3 separate regions of the Mus musculus genome follow, and regions 2 and 3 are each linked to region 1. A link is a loop called in an ENCODE intact Hi-C map of the cell type or tissue named here. Cell type or tissue: gastrocnemius. All regions are shown on one strand.

What was found. Peaks named below come from ENCODE experiments on the same cell type or tissue, not always from the same donor. Only the 100,000 strongest peaks of a DNase experiment are listed, where the experiment ranks them.
Region 2: a loop joins it to region 1, with 2.6 times the contacts of the local background. A loop is called at or near these places in 18 of 42 quality-filtered maps.
Region 3: it touches region 1 in a loop (6-fold over the local background); 22 of 42 quality-filtered maps call a loop at or near these places.

Annotation. Positions count from the first base shown.
Region 1 is chr9:64,177,192-64,182,191 of GRCm38, reverse strand. It overlaps Rpl4 (ribosomal protein L4), which reads right to left. Exons shown (of 10, transcript NM_024212.4): 7 at 4,715-4,871; 8 at 4,388-4,471; 9 at 4,175-4,295; 10 at 3,630-3,969. The coding sequence ends at 3,748. It overlaps Snapc5 (small nuclear RNA activating complex, polypeptide 5), which reads right to left and starts at 2,895. Exons shown (of 3, transcript NM_183316.2): 1 at 2,772-2,895; 2 at 1,604-1,693; 3 at 1-50. The coding sequence starts at 2,861. It overlaps LOC115487261 (a small nucleolar RNA gene), which reads right to left; the gene lies at 4,999-5,000. In gastrocnemius, CTCF peaks have their summits at 2,663 and 3,447; DNase peaks (open chromatin) are centred at 2,889 and 3,354; H3K4me3 peaks cover 1,606 bases; H3K27ac peaks cover 1,546 bases.
Region 2 is chr9:64,269,822-64,274,821 of GRCm38, reverse strand. No RefSeq gene overlaps it. Among named protein-coding and RNA genes, the nearest start is that of Tipin, 9.3 kb to the left of the region's middle. In gastrocnemius, a CTCF peak has its summit at 1,972 (motif pointing right); DNase peaks (open chromatin) are centred at 867 and 1,968.
Region 3 is chr9:64,251,695-64,256,694 of GRCm38, reverse strand. It overlaps Map2k1 (mitogen-activated protein kinase kinase 1), which reads left to right and starts at 3,090. Exons shown (of 11, transcript NM_008927.4): 1 at 3,090-3,482. The coding sequence starts at 3,403. In gastrocnemius, CTCF peaks have their summits at 2,871 (motif pointing right) and 3,919; DNase peaks (open chromatin) are centred at 2,969 and 3,873; H3K4me3 peaks cover 2,399 bases; H3K27ac peaks cover 2,465 bases.

The sequences.
Region 1 (5,000 bases):
TTCAGTGTAGTCTGATTTATTGTCACTTCGTTGTCTACATGTAGGGACATCTGTGCAAAATAACAGCATTAGAATTACTGTAGAATAACAGCATTAGAATTAAGCCTCAAAACAGCAAATTCTTTTTTTTTTTAAATATTTATTTATTTATTATATGTTAGTACACTGTAGCTGTCTTCAGACACTCCAGAAGAGGGCATCAGATTTCATTAGGGATGGTTGTGAGCCACCATGTGGTTGCTGGGATTTGAACTCGGGACCTTCGGAAGAGCAGTCGGCACTCTTAACCACAGAGCCATCTCGCCAGCCCAGCAAATTCTTTTTAAAATCAAATCTCATCATGAGTTGGAGAAATGATTAGCAGTTAAAGTACTTGTTGCCTGCAAGGTGATGGTGGTGCACACGTCTAATCCCAGCACTCAGGAGACAGAGGCCAGCTTGGCCTACAAAGTGAGTTTTAGGATAGCCAGGGCTATACAGAGAAACCCTGTCTAGAAAAAACAAAACAAACAAAAGAGTACTTGTTTCTTTTCCAAAAAGATCCAAGTTTGAGTACTAATACCCATGCTGGATAGCTACAAGCCCCAACTCTAGGGTGTCTGATGTTCAATGGAGACGAACTTGCATTCACACACACCTATAAAAATATCTTTAAAGTTCAATTTTAGGTTCATCTTTTTATGACTTTCCTCTTTCTCGTTTCTCCCATTCCTGGAAAGCGGTGAGAATAAGTCCTTCATGTTTACTATGATCTTAACTTACCTACCATGCTCTTTTAGAAATCATCAGTAAAGTAACTGTGTAGGCTACATAGCTTATAAAGAATTCTCAAAGCACGGTATATTCAGGAACACTGTATTGGCTCTGTTGAAGGCAGTTGGTAAGCGTGAGTAGGGTAATACCTGCACCTCATCCTTAGCTTTGTACTTGAAGCCACACTTAACAGAGCAGCGACCATGACATAGTCCTAAAGAGAGCAGAGTTTCTAAACAGGATACGAGTGCACATGCCTGTAATCCCAGGAGGAGAGAAGAACATACGGTGGCTAGCCTGGGTACAAAAGACACTGCTTCAACAGAAGCCCCACCACAAACACACAACAACCACTGCTAGCTTGTTGGGGTTCCTTTGAGTAGCTGGAAAGGATGGAGTAATCTGAGACCTGGGTAGGCGAGGCATATTGGTGTACACTAGAAGAGTAGAGGCTGCCTAAACTTGACAAAGTATAAAAGATAAGCTATTGTCTGGATGATTAATATAGATTAGCTAATTACTGAACTACAAATTATGAGGGGCTGGAGATGCAGCTCACTGGTAGCGTACTTGCTATTGTCTGGATGATTAATATAGATTAGCTAATTACTGAACTACAAATTATGAGGGGCTGGAGATGCAGCTCACTGGTAGCGTACTTGCTTACCTTGTATGAAGTCCTAGGTTCAGTGTACAATAAATTCGCCCAGGCCCCCAAATATTTGAATGGTACTTCCCAGAGTCCTTTGGACTTGGTAATAATGTGCCATACAGCATTTGCCTGCCCAAAGAGCTCGGGCACAATGGGACTCTACACTCTCTCTGGAAGTCTGTACTTGACTAAACTTACATCACATAACTGTTCAGGTGCAGGCTGAGAAGACAGTGTCTCGGTCCTTCCTCGAGAATTTATCATGGATTGAAGGGCTAATTCTTCAACCTAGGAAAGAAAAGTCAAAGATATTTATTTCACTGAGTATTCTGCTGGGTTACTATAGTGAGTGAATTCCACTAGATGCCATATAGGTTGGCATCCCTGAACTGCTCTAGAAGGGGAGGGCAGCTTTACCTCCTCACCCCTTTCTTTCCCTATGAAGAGGTTCTTTGTAACACTGGCAGTCCTACAACTCAGTAGACCAAGCTGGCCTTGAATTTACAGATATCTACTTGCTTCTGCCTCCAAAGTGCTGGGATTAAAGGCAAGTGCCACTACACTAAGGTTAGAAATGTGGGAGGCAAGGGGATCATAAGTTTAAAACTAACCTGAGCTACACACTAGGTTCAAAGCATGCTTGGGTTACACAGGCGAGACCACTTCTCCCCTCCCTCACCCCAGGAGACAGCTGGTTCCACAGACACAGATGGATGTCCTATGATTGAGCTTGTCTACTCATTAATGAGAAAGTAAAGGCAGAATGTTAAAAAATGCACGTGTTTCCTGGTGCACCAGGGTAACTGCGTTTGGGAGGTCATCTTCAACACACGATCATGTACTTGTAAGAGGTTCTGTTGCAATAAGGGTGGGCAGTTTATAAATGCCCTGAGAAAAACTGCATATCGTTTTTTTACCACAAGTATACAAGTTCAGTTTATAAAGGGCTCCTCTAATCCTCATGTCACTTACATTTAAAGATCTTGCCCATGAGTGCTGACCAGGGATTACCATGATCATTTCACAGGGACCAAATTACCCCTATGTCTAGGACGTGATCAAAGCGCACCTAAATCTGCATCCGAGTCATTCTCTGTTCCCAGAAGAGTTACTGGGAACTCAAGCGGACAAGTTTCTTTCCCAGACTTCATTCGCGCCTCAAGCGGGTCTGAGATTCAGTACTAGCATGACAACACTAAAGCCCCCTCTAGTGCATATAAACAGCAGTAACCCGTGAGCCGGCGTGCTGGGTCGGGGTAGATGCGGGCTCAGGAGCTAAACCTGCTCAACACCTAGCGGCCTGGAGCTGTACCGCCGCGCTCCGTCGACGTCCCGAGGGGCTAGAGCTGGAAAGCTGTACGCTCACCTTGAGGCGGTTCAGTTGGTCGTGTAGAGCCGCCTTTAGACGCAGCAGGGTTTCCTCCTCCTTGCGGAGCTCCTGCAGTCGACTCAACATCCCCTTCCACTTCCTTAGGGCGCTGCCTTCTACTAGGCGCGCGGTGATGACGTCACCGCCGACTGCGGAGACCAGCGCCGGGCTGAGGGCTTACTTTCTCGTAGCTGTTTTCTGAAGGGCCAGTAGGGGCTTAGCTCCCACGATCTGAAAACAAAGTGGAATCCCAAAGAGCATGGAGATTCTTCAGTCCCTTGGTAATCCCTCACAGTAAATTGGCCCCACAGGCTTTAGGATAGCATTCATCTCAGCACCCTGTCACCTACTTTCCAAGTGACTTTAATCTCTGCAAAGGCTACTTATGCAGGCAGGAACCAAAATACCCAAAATACCTAAGCCTAGTAAGGACAGGAATGCTACTAACCTTTAGGAACTGCCTTGTCTCAGGGAGTGTTTTTACCCACGCTCATCATTATCTGCTAGCAGTTTTAACATCAAGGCAAGAGGAAACGATGATAATTCTAGGATGATCAGACTGATTCATACAAAGAACACTGCACCTCTACAGACACAGTGGCCATAGCTGTGGTGGTCCCGCCATTCCCTTTTACCATCATAGGCCCTCTAGTGGCTACCATAACTACACACTATTCATAGGACTTGGCCCCTAGCTATTTATCCCAAGTTCAGTTTATAAAGTAGACTACCATGTGGAACAAAGCAGCCTAGAGAATGAAATTTTATTTAAAAAATTTTGTTCTATAATTCTGATGACCTAAGTTTGACCATGAAGTCTCACATCTTGCCACTTGTTCTTCAAAAGGTTAATTTCAAGGGGCTTGGAAACATCCACAATTTAAGAGTCACACAAGGGTTTGTCACCACATGTTTGATTTATTGAAATATGCGGTCTCTACTTGCTCTCTGGAATTTAACAATTTTTAATAGTTTATGCAGCTGGCTTCTTTTCTTCTGTAGTAGGCTTCTTCTCTGCTGGTTTCTTGGCAACCACCTTTTTCCCTGCAGGCTTCTGCTTCTTGGCATCCACCTTCTTTCCTTTCTTGCCTACCGCTGGCTTCTTGTCTGCAGTCCCCTTCTCTGGAACAACCTTCTCGGATTTGGTTGCCAGTGCAGTAGCTGCTGCTTCCAGCTTTTTCACACGAAGTTTGTGCTGCAACAAAAACAAATAGAAAATTAAGAATCTTATCTTCAATGAGCGCATCGTGGTTCACATCTTTAACCCCAGTACCTGGGGAGGTAGAAACAAGTGTGTGTGGTTGGGGGGGGGGGGGGCGCCAGCGTCTTCATAGTAAGTTCCTGTCTTGGAAGGGGGCAATCTAATAAAAAAAAAAAATTGACACGCCAAACTGACTTACATTTCTGGCCTGGCGAAGAATGGTATTCCTGCGCATAGTCTTGGCGTAAGGGTTCAGCTTCAACATGATTCTCAGGTTCTTCAGTGGATTCTTCTTCAAGACTCTGCGATGAATCTTCTTGCTATCAAGAGGTAGCATTCATTAATCAACATGTATCCCTTTAATAGTCAAGGGGTCGTATCAAGTGTTAGACCTTAAGTTTTAAAACTCTACCGTGGTGCTCGGAGGGCTCTTTGGATTTCTGGGCTTTTCAAGATTCTGCTAAGGTCGGTGTTCATCATCTTGTGCATGGGCAGGCTGGGGGGAAGGAAGAGAGAAGTCCAAAGTCTCATTCTCTAACTGAACACAAAGCAGTACAAATTTTAATTTAAATGTTTCAACTCTCCAGATACAGAATAAACCTTTACATCTTCATTTAATAATCACAGGTGAGGCACATCCAAACAATGGAAAACGCAAACAAAATGTGAATGCAGAACTTATGGAGGATGTTAGTGCACACATTAGTCATTGACGTGTAATAAATAAGGGAAAACTCACTTATAGTTACTCTTGAGGGAAGCAGCCTTCCGCCAAGTGCCATACAGCTCATCCAACTTCCGGAAAGCACTCTCCGTCCAGATGCAGAAACGGCCCACATGCCCACCAGGAGCCAGTTTCAAAATGTTCAGCTTGCTTACATTAAGCAGAGTAATACCTTTAAGAGGAAGCAGAATCAGGAAGCCTGCATGCCCAACAGGAGAAATACAACTTCTATGGCTCCTCAAGCTACCTAGGGCACTTAGAAGCTCAAGCCATCATGGCTGGCGTAGCTCACTCACGTAGG
Region 2 (5,000 bases), 93 kb before region 1:
GCAAGAGCAGCAAGTGGTTTTAACCACTGAGCTACTCTCCAGCTCAGATTTCTTTGTGTTTTGTTGTTGCTACTTTGTGTTGTTTTATTTGGGGAGGAAGGGAGGTGAGGTTTTTCTTTCTGTTTTGCTTTGTTTTTTTGTTCCTTTGTTTGTTTCATGTTCTTTACATGGGTCTTACTATGGAGATGTGGCTGTCCTGGAACTTACTATATAGACCAGGTTTGCCTGGAACTCACAGAGCTCGACCTCCCTCTGCCTGCCACCCCCAGGAGAACCAGAAACTGAAGACATGCACCAACACACCCCACACAGCTGATAGCACTTGCCTCTGTCCTTAGAAAAAAACAGCAAGCCGGGTGGTGGTGGCTTACTCCTTTAATTCCAACACTTGAGAGGCAGAGGCAGGCAGATTTCTGAGTTCGAGGCCAGCCTGGTCTACAAGGTGAATGCCAGGACAGCCAAGGCTACACAGAGAAACCCTGTCTCGAAAAACAAAAACAACAACAACAACAACAACACCAGGGTGTATGGTTTCTGTTTGGGCTCACTTTTTCTTTTCCATATTTTGTCCTGTGGTGCCTTCACTTTGTTGCATTTAGCTATTCAGAAAATGTCCATGGTTGTACACTACACCACAATTTATTTAACATCCCTTTTATGGGTAGGTGTTTGGAAAATTGCTAGTTGATTTCTAGTTGTGCAACTGTATGCAGCACTGCCTCTGACCATGTGTATGTATGCAATATATATGTATGTATTCATATATATGTTAATTTAAGAAGCAAAGACCTGAAAAGACAAGAGGCAATAGGATCTAGGTCACAGATGGAGCAGGTGGCGTCTGATGGGAAAGTGGGCCAGTTCACTCCCATAGGAGTTGATGTGGAGGCGTGTTAGGTTTGTAAGAGAAAGCCAGGATCTGAGAAGATGACCAAGTCACACCAGAGTTGAGGTTCTGTCGACTAAATGCAGTAGAGAGAAAAACGTAAAAGAAAGAAGGTATTTGCCAGTCCTTGGGTCTGCACTGAATGGAGAGCTCAGAACTAGAGAAGGCTGAGGGAGGGGAGTTTAAGTGAATTTGACATCTCAGTAGGGCCTAGGGGTTTCTTTCTGGGATTGTTGCCAGCAAAAGGAGAGAGTTCCAGTTCCTGCAGCTGGAAACCGTGCCCACTGGAGGGTACAGGGGCCGACTGTATCAAAGGAGTTCCCCTTCTCATAGGCCAGATGCAAGTGACCTCAGTCCCCTTGTGGAAACTGGGGGCCCTCCTGGGATCCCTACAAATTCAGTGGGAGGTTATATAGTGGTCTTGGCCTCAGAACTTGAACTTGGACTCTTCTTCCAGTTTCAATAATAAGACCTGAGGCTTGTTTGTAGACCAGGGTGGCCTCCAACTCACAGAGATCCACCTGTCTCTGCTTCCCAAGTGCCGGAATTAAAGGCATATACCACCATGCCCAGAAAGAGATGGTTTTAAACATTTAGAATGTTTAATAAATGAAATTGTATGATAAGAACCTATTTGGTGCGTGGCTTCTTTCATTCTGCTTGGTTACTTTAAGATTCACACATGTTGTATATGTTAATAATTATTGGTTGCTGAGTAGGATATTATTTTACAGAAAGGTCACAATTCCTGTCCTCATTAATGCTAGGCAAATGCTCCACCACTGAGTCACACTGCCAACCACTGGCTCACTCTTTTGTGTTTAAAAGATTTTTAGCTGGTATTGGTAGCACACACCTTTAATTCCAGCACTCGGGAAGCAGAATTTCTAAGTTCCGAGGCCAGCCTGGTCTACAGAGTGAGTTCCTGGACAGTCGAGGCTTTATGGAGAAGCTGTTTTGAAAACAAATGTTTAAATTTTATTTTTAATTGTGTGTGTGTGTGTGTGTGTGTGTGTGTGTGTGTGTGTAAAAGAAAGGAATTGGCAGACATTGAATGCAGTGTCAGTGGAGTCCAGAAGAGGGCGATGGATACCTTCGAGCTAGTCACAACCATTCAGCTAGACTGGTGGGCCAATCCAGCAATCCCTCTGTCTCTGGCAATCCGTCTGTCTCAGTATTCTGTCTGTCTGTCTGTCTACCTCTCTACCTCACTATCTACTTGATAAGTTTTTTCTCAGCGGGCGGTGAAATAAACCAAGTCAAACCAGATTAGAATATATTAAAGACAGGTTTATTGGGAAGCTGTTCTCAGGCGAGTACACTGGCCCCAGGGACGGAGGCCACGGAAGTCACCATAGTGATTGGGGGTTGGGAGAAAGAGATAAAGGGAGTGCTCAAAGAGAGAGAAGGCTCAGCGGTTAAGAGCACTGACTGCTTTTCCAGAGGTCGCGAGTTCGGGTCCCGGCGGCCACATAGTGGCTCACAACCGCCCTCTTCTGATGCCCTCATCTGGTGTGTCTGAGGTCAGCTACAGTGTGCTTAAGATATAATAGATAAATCTTTAGAGAGAGAGAGAGAGAGGGGGGGGAGGGGAGGAAGGAGGGAGAGGGAGTAAGGGAGCACGCAAATTATCTGGATTACATAGGGAAGAATCTCTGGGGGAAGGGCAGCCTAGTCCCTAGTTTGGAAAGTTCAGAGGTGGGTGCAGGATATACCAGGTAGGGACTGAGGGTTGCTGGGAGAACCCGGAAACCAGGTCTGCTTTGATATGTAAAATAAACCTCAGTCCCTTGGTACTGAGGTCCAAAACCTACCTACTTACGGATCTGTTTATTTACTCCATGGGAGTCAGAGGTCCAGACTCCGGCCCTCAATTGTTGTTGTTCTTTTGGGAACTCAATCTGTAGACCAGGCTAGCCCTGACCTGCCTCTGCCTCCCGAGTGCTGGGATTAAAGGCGTGCTCTGCAGCCACCCAGCGAGGTCCTCATTCTTGTGCAGCAAGCACTTTACTGACTGATCTTCCTCCCCGACTCTGTCAATGAGGACAAACTAATACAGCAGGATACATAGCTTAACAGACGAGCAGAAATGATCATAGAACTTGCAGAGATAGATCTGCCTGCCTCTGCCTCCAGAATGCTGGGATCAAAGGCGTGCACAACCGCAGCCCAGCCTGTCAACATCTTACAGTTCCTCTCAAGTGAAGAAAAATCACATTTTGTGTGTGTGTGTGTGTGTGTGTGTGTGTGTGTGTGAATGCTGAAATGAGTATCTGTTGTACACAAATCTGTGTGAGGAGCAGATGAAGCCCTGAGAGAATGTTATCATTGACAAGGGCACTATTCTCAGCCCACAGGAAGAGCAAAGCCTTCTCTGGTAAGTGCTGAGAAACAACTGACCTTTCACTAAAACCAGGGTACAGAAAGTCTTGTAGTAGGTTCCTCTTCACCGAGGCTGCGAAGCTGCACTACAGAGACGTCCCCTGGGGACCAGCTAACCCCTCCAAGTCATGTAGTAGGTGGCCTCCATCAGCAAGCAAAGCCCACATGACCCCAGCCTGTGTGTCTGTTGTTTCTTCCATTGTCTGCAATTTCTTCACTTCTGTGTTGACACAGTCAGGTTTCCAGCCCTGCAGGATGTAGCAAAATTTGAACATGGTTGTGAAATTTAATGCTGGGGGGGGGTACCTTTGGCATGCCCATGCCAAGGTGTGCCACTGAGTAATGATGCCATGTGCCAGATCTGGAGTGAAAGGGTTATTGGGGGAAGGGAAAGGAGTGAGGACCAGGGAAGGAGAGAGGCAGATGAGTGGGCAGGTGGACAGGCAGGTAGATGGGGAGAGCATCTTCTCTCAGCAAGAGCACACTATTTACAGAGAGAGAGAGAGAGAGAGAGAGAGGAGACACACAGAGGAGAGACAGACACACAGAGGAGAGACAGCAGACAGACACACACACACACAGAGGAGAGAGATACAGACAGACAGATGAGAGAGATACAGACAGACACACACACAGATACACACACACACACATGAGAGAGAGACAGAGACAAAGACACAGAGACAGACAGAGAAAGAATACCAGAAACAGATATTGGGGCCTGGGGTGGCTGACAGTCCTTTTATCCAGTTTCACACACCTGCTGTCCCACCTGGAGGTAGCAGGCCATGACATAAGCAATTGCTAAGTCCCTGAGGGCAGGCCAGAGGAATCACCTGTCCTCTAACACACAACTTTTTAGCATTCTGTCTAAGCTCCATCCCACAGTTACCTGGCAACAACTAGGTAGGCCTGACCCATTATAAAAGGGGCTGCTTGCCCCCTCCTCACTCTCTTGCCCTCTTAGTCTCTTGCTCTTTCCTTCTTGCTACTGCTTTGTCCCCTCCCCCCTCCCCCTTCCCTTCTCCCTCTCTCCATGGCTGGCCTCTACTTTTCTACTTTTCTACCTTTCTACTCTCTCTGCCTTTTTCTGCCTCTACTACCCTCATAACCCCCTCTCTATGCCCTGAATAAACTCTATTCTATATGATACTGTCCTGTGGCTGGTCCCTCAGAAGGAAGGGATGCCTCCTTCTGAGGCATGGGCCCGCAGAGGCATCCCCTTCCCCATACCTCACCACACCTCCATAGAACATACCTCCCCTCTTTATCTTTTTATAAACACATCACAATTCATGAGTACCCGGGCAGTGGTGGTGCACACCTTTAATTCCAGCACTTGGGAGGCAGAGGCAGGCAGATTTCTGAGTTCGAGGCCAGCCTGGTCTACAAAGTGAGTTCCAGGACAGCCAGGGCTACACAGAGAAACCCTGTCTCGAAAAACCAGAAAGAAAAAAAAATTCATGCGTATTCCTCCAAAGTTAAGTTTTAAACTTGAGTTATATGCACCAGGGATATAATAGAAAAGCACTTAAATTTTTTTAGTTAATGTTTGTTTTCATTTTGAAATATTTATTTAATTTTTAATTTGGATGAGTGTTTTGATTGTATGTGTATATGTGCAGCACATGCTGGTCTGGAAAACACTGTATCGACCAGGTTGACCTTGATTTGACTTTACCTGGGATTGGAGACTGTACAAACATGCTAGGCAGGAGCTAAATTTTAAGCA
Region 3 (5,000 bases), 75 kb before region 1:
TAAAGATTTTATTTATTTTATGTATATGAGTACAGTGTAGCAGTCTTCAGACACACCAGAAGAGGGCATTGGATCCCATTGCAGATGGTTGTGAACCACCATGTGGTTGCTGGGAATCGAACCTCAGGAAGAAGAGTCAGTGCTCTTAATCACTGAGCCATTTCTTTAGCCCGGGTTCCACCCTCTTTAATGTTGGGGTTACAGATGTCGGCTACCATATCCAGCTAAGTGTAGATCTCTAGTATCTACTATGGGGACTAAATTGATAAAATTGGATGTGGAGTTTTTGCTGAGTAAGTAGATTTTAGCTGCTATTGTCATACTCTGTGAAAAGATAAATGCATTAATTTTCTCAACTATGGTAACCATTTTGCTATTTATATCTACCTCATAATATGTCTTAACTTTCAGATACAAGGTTTATTTAAAAAAGAAAGAAAAGCTAAATTTACTGATAGACACATTCCATTAGAACAGACATTTTCTTACATATTACATTTGTGTCTTCATTCTCTCACAGTGAGTCACCAGTATACGTGGTTGGCATGGTTCATATGATTGATTTAACAAGACCTTGGGTTGTCTAGGGGACAAGCCTCTGGGTGTGACTATGAGGGAGTCTCTAGCTAGGGTTAATTCAATTGGGAAAACCCACACTAAATACAGGTGACACTGTTTCATGGGCTGGGATCCATAACTAATTGAAAAGAAGAACAAGGGCTGGAAACTATTTCCATCTCTCTTGCTTCCTGACTTTGGATGCTGGGACCAGTGGCCTTATGTGCCGGCCACCATGGTTCCCTACCATGATGGATATGAGCCAATATAATCCTTTCCTTCTTTAAGTGCCTCTTGTTGGCGTTTTGTTACAGCTAAGAGGAGAGTAATGCAGTTATATTTAACATCCTAGTTATGTGACCAACCATGTTGTAGATAAACAACCTTTCATCTAAAATGCTAGGCCTTCCCCACCTGGATGTCTTGCTATCTGGAGGTGGAGGTATTTGGCAATGAGAAATACCCCTTCGGGCTTCCTCCCTGCCTGGAAGTTAAGTCTCTTGCCTCAGCTTTCAACAGCCTCCTTACCTTCGAGTTTCCTGTAACACCTGGCTCTGGAACACCCGGGGCAGATGCTTATCTGTTCCTTATACCTAGTGTCTTTAAGTCTGAGTGGTTTCAAAAGAGGAAGCTGGAATGTGTATTTTCAGAAATTTATTTTTGTTTTATATGTATTTGTGTTTTGCCTGCATGTACATATGTGCACCATGTGTGTGCCTGGTGCCCTTGGGGGTCAGCAGAGAATGCAGGCTCTCCTGGAACTGGAGTGGTGGATAATTGGGAACCATCATGCAGGTGCTGGATATGAGCCTGGGCTCTCAGCAAGAGCAACATGTCCTCTTAATCACTGAGCCATGTCTCCAGCCCCTGAAACTGCATTTTTTTTCTGAATATGAACTATTGAGCTATTTGATAAATTCACATCTTATGCTCCAACAACCATCACAGAAAGACAGGATAAAACAATATTTGTTTATCTTGATGCTGATAGACTAAATGGGAAGTTGGTAGACTAAACCTAGAGTCTTTAAGGGGTGGGCAAGATAGACAGTGTCTCATGTGGCCCAGGTTAGGTCTGAAACTTGCTAGGTAGAGGAGGAACTTGCTAGGTAGCCTTCTGATCCTCCTGCCTCCGTTTGGTCAGTGCATGCCCCTCAATACCTATTTATGTCCTGGTGATTAAAAAAAAAAGATTTATCTGATTTATTATTATCATCATTTTAATTTTTCTTTTTTTTAAGATTATTCATTTATTATATGTAAGTACACTGTAGCTGTCTTCAGATACTCCAGAAGAGGGAGTCAGATCTCGTTACAGATGGTTATGAGCCACCATGTGGTTGCTGGGATTTGAACTCAGGACCTTTGGAAGAGCAGTCGGGTGCTCTTACCCACTGAGCCATCTCATCAGCCATTTTAGTTTTTCACGACAGGGTTTCTCTGTGTAGTCCTGGCTGTCTTGGAACTCACTCTGTAGACCAGGTTAGTCTCCAACTAGGGATTTCCACCTGTTTCTGCCTACCGAGTGCTGGGATTAAAAGTGTGTGCCTGACTTTATTTTTAATGATGTTTGTGTGTGTTTGGGTATGTACACAAGAGTACATGTACCCTCAGAGGCCAGAGGCATGGTATCCACTACAGCTGGAAGTTACAGGTGGTTGTGAGCTGCCCAAACACGAATGCAGGGAACCCAACTAGAGTCCTGTTAAAGCAAGAAACACCCTCAACTTCTGCGCTAGCTGTCCAGGCTACTCCAAACTTGACTTTGCCAAAAGGCTTAGAAAACGAAAAAGAGGATATGAGATTGGATACATTTAGGTCGGCTGACCCCATTAATTAGACTTCAATCTGCTCTCAAAATAGGCTTCACTAATTTACCACCTCTGCAGCACGGAGTTCTCAGCTGTGTACCTCCATTTTAGTAGAATTAAAATAGAAAAATCATGTCAGTTTAGTTTAAGGAGTCTCTTGACAAGTTTTCTTTTATTTTGAGACTGGGTCTCACAATGTATCCCTGGCTGTGTAGACCAAGCTGGCTTCGAATGCGTACACATCAGCCTGCCTCTGCCTCTTGTACTGGAATTAAAAATGTGCACTCCTGGCTTTTGTTCAATTTAGTTTGCTCTTACTCAATTCCGCTTGGCCTCAGGACACGAAAAGGGGTCCTTTTCTTATTTATTTTGTACTTTTGTCTGGGTCAAAATGACCCAGCCCAAGGGAGGAGAAGAGTTGAGATAAATAGGCCAAGCAGCCCCACTCAAAGGCAAGATGACCTGCGTGCAAGAACCTCGTACAGCAGCCACCTGGATACCGCTGGTCAGCAGAGGGCGCCCGGAAAGCCTCCCTTTAACTCCGCCCCAAGCCAATGCGCCGCGCCTCCCGTGACGTATTTCCGCGTCATCTGCCTCTGAGGCTAGTCCCCATTGGCTGTCGGCGAAGCGACGGGGGCGGAGTCAGGCGGGCGTGAGGGAAGCGCTGCAGCCCCCGTGGGGGCGGGGCCTGCTCGTTTCCCCGCCCCTCCCTCACCCTCCAGTCCCTCACTGGGACGTCTGTGCGCGGCGTCTCGGAGCGCCGGAGCAGCGGTGGCCGCACTTTCTCCAAGCTGGGGCTGTAGCTGAGCTGTGGGTAGTGCGCAGGGAGCCGTCCGAGCCCGAGGAACCGGTGTGCTGAGGCGAGAGTTCCCGGCCGGCGAGCGCGCGCAGCTGGTTCTCCGCGTGGGTTGGGCGGAGGGTCCCAGGAGCGCGGCGTTGATCGAGCCGCCCCGACTCTGGGCAGAGCCGAGGGAGGAAGCGAGAAGCGGCCGCGCGCTCCCTGCTGAGTTGCAGGCTCTTTCCCGGCTGCAAGATGCCCAAGAAGAAGCCGACGCCCATCCAGCTGAACCCGGCCCCCGATGGCTCGGCGGTTAACGGGACCAGCTCGGCCGAGTGAGTACCGGGAGTGGCCGGGAGGCCGCCACCGCCAGGCGAGGCTTCGTCACGTACGGCCCGGCTGGCGGGGGGCGAGGAACTCCGGCCGCCGGGCTATCAGTGACTAAGCACTGATTGGGTGCCTGACTCACATCGACCGTGCACCCTACAAGTCCCGATCCCCCTCTTTCCCAACAGTGTCTGTCGTCCCTGGCCACCGACATCAATCTTCGCCCAAGAAAACGAAACCTAATGCGTCCCCCCCTAGCTATTGCCTAAAGGGCATACTCTGGGATTCTGGCCTGTAACAAGACGCAGAGCAAATTCAGGTCGCTTCTCATTAACCTTTGAGACCTCCTCGGGGTCTGAGTGTGGACTTGGGATGGGTGAGCCCCATTTACTTTTGGTGCCTGACACCTGTGGGGCCTTGTGGCCGGTTGATCGCCTGGCCAGCGGGGGCGTGTGTTCACAGATTTCCCCATGGCTTTTCCCTGGTTCACTTTGGGGACTCCCTCATCCGTGGCCTTTTTCTTGAGAAGTACCTTGCTCGAGGGAGGAGTCTCTCTTCATCTGTCCGTTCATGCAACAGTTCATCCCCTCACCGGTTATTCTCCCAGCTTTGCTTAGTTGACCGGGAGCCGGAAATTGACTTGAGGCATAAGAACGATGACCAGGGAAACAAAGCCAAAGGTTGCTCGGTATCTGCAGGGGCCAGTGTTGCTTACAGACAGATAAGAGTTTATTTCATAAGGTGGGTTTCTGAGCCCACCTGTTGGGTTTCTTCTTCATCTTTCCCTGAGGTCAGGAGACTTGAGAGGTATCTGATAAAATGAAAGTAGCTTCAGGCATTCTGTCCTTTGGAGATTATTGTAACCCCCCTCCCTCCTTTCCCTAGATTTTAATAACTCAGGACCTGTTGGTATGGTTACTGTCATTGATACCTGCAGTAGTATCAATGGCAGGGCTGGTAGTGGTGGATTTGTGTGAGCATAGCCAGATTATTAAGACTTGCTTCAAACACATCTTTTCTTTAGGTCCTTGACATTGCCCTTGACGTTGGATTTGTAACATATGTCTTTGAGCAGCATAATTAGCATTTGTTCAGTGTGTATGTACAGCAGTTTACCCCCTGTAAAACAGACTGCAAGTCCCCCTCCCCTCTTTCAAGGTAAGGTATTCTTCAGCAACTCTTTTCAGGACAAATATTTTTGTGAGACAATGGAGTGGGATGGGTAGGGTCTATATGTGTAACCCAGACTGGCATAGAATTAGCACAAGCTTTTTTTTTTTTTTTAATCATATTATTTTTAAATTTTTTTATTATTTTATTTATTTACATTCCAGTTGTTGCCCCCTTCAGTCTCCCCTCCCACAGTTCCTCATCACATTCCTCCTCCTCGCCTCTGAGAGTGCCCCCCCTTCCCTGGAACCTTAAGTCTCTTTCCAGGATTAAGCTCATTCTCTCCTCCTGAGACCAGACCAGGCAGTTCTCTGTTATATATGTGCCAGGGACCTCGGACCAGCCGGTGTATGCTC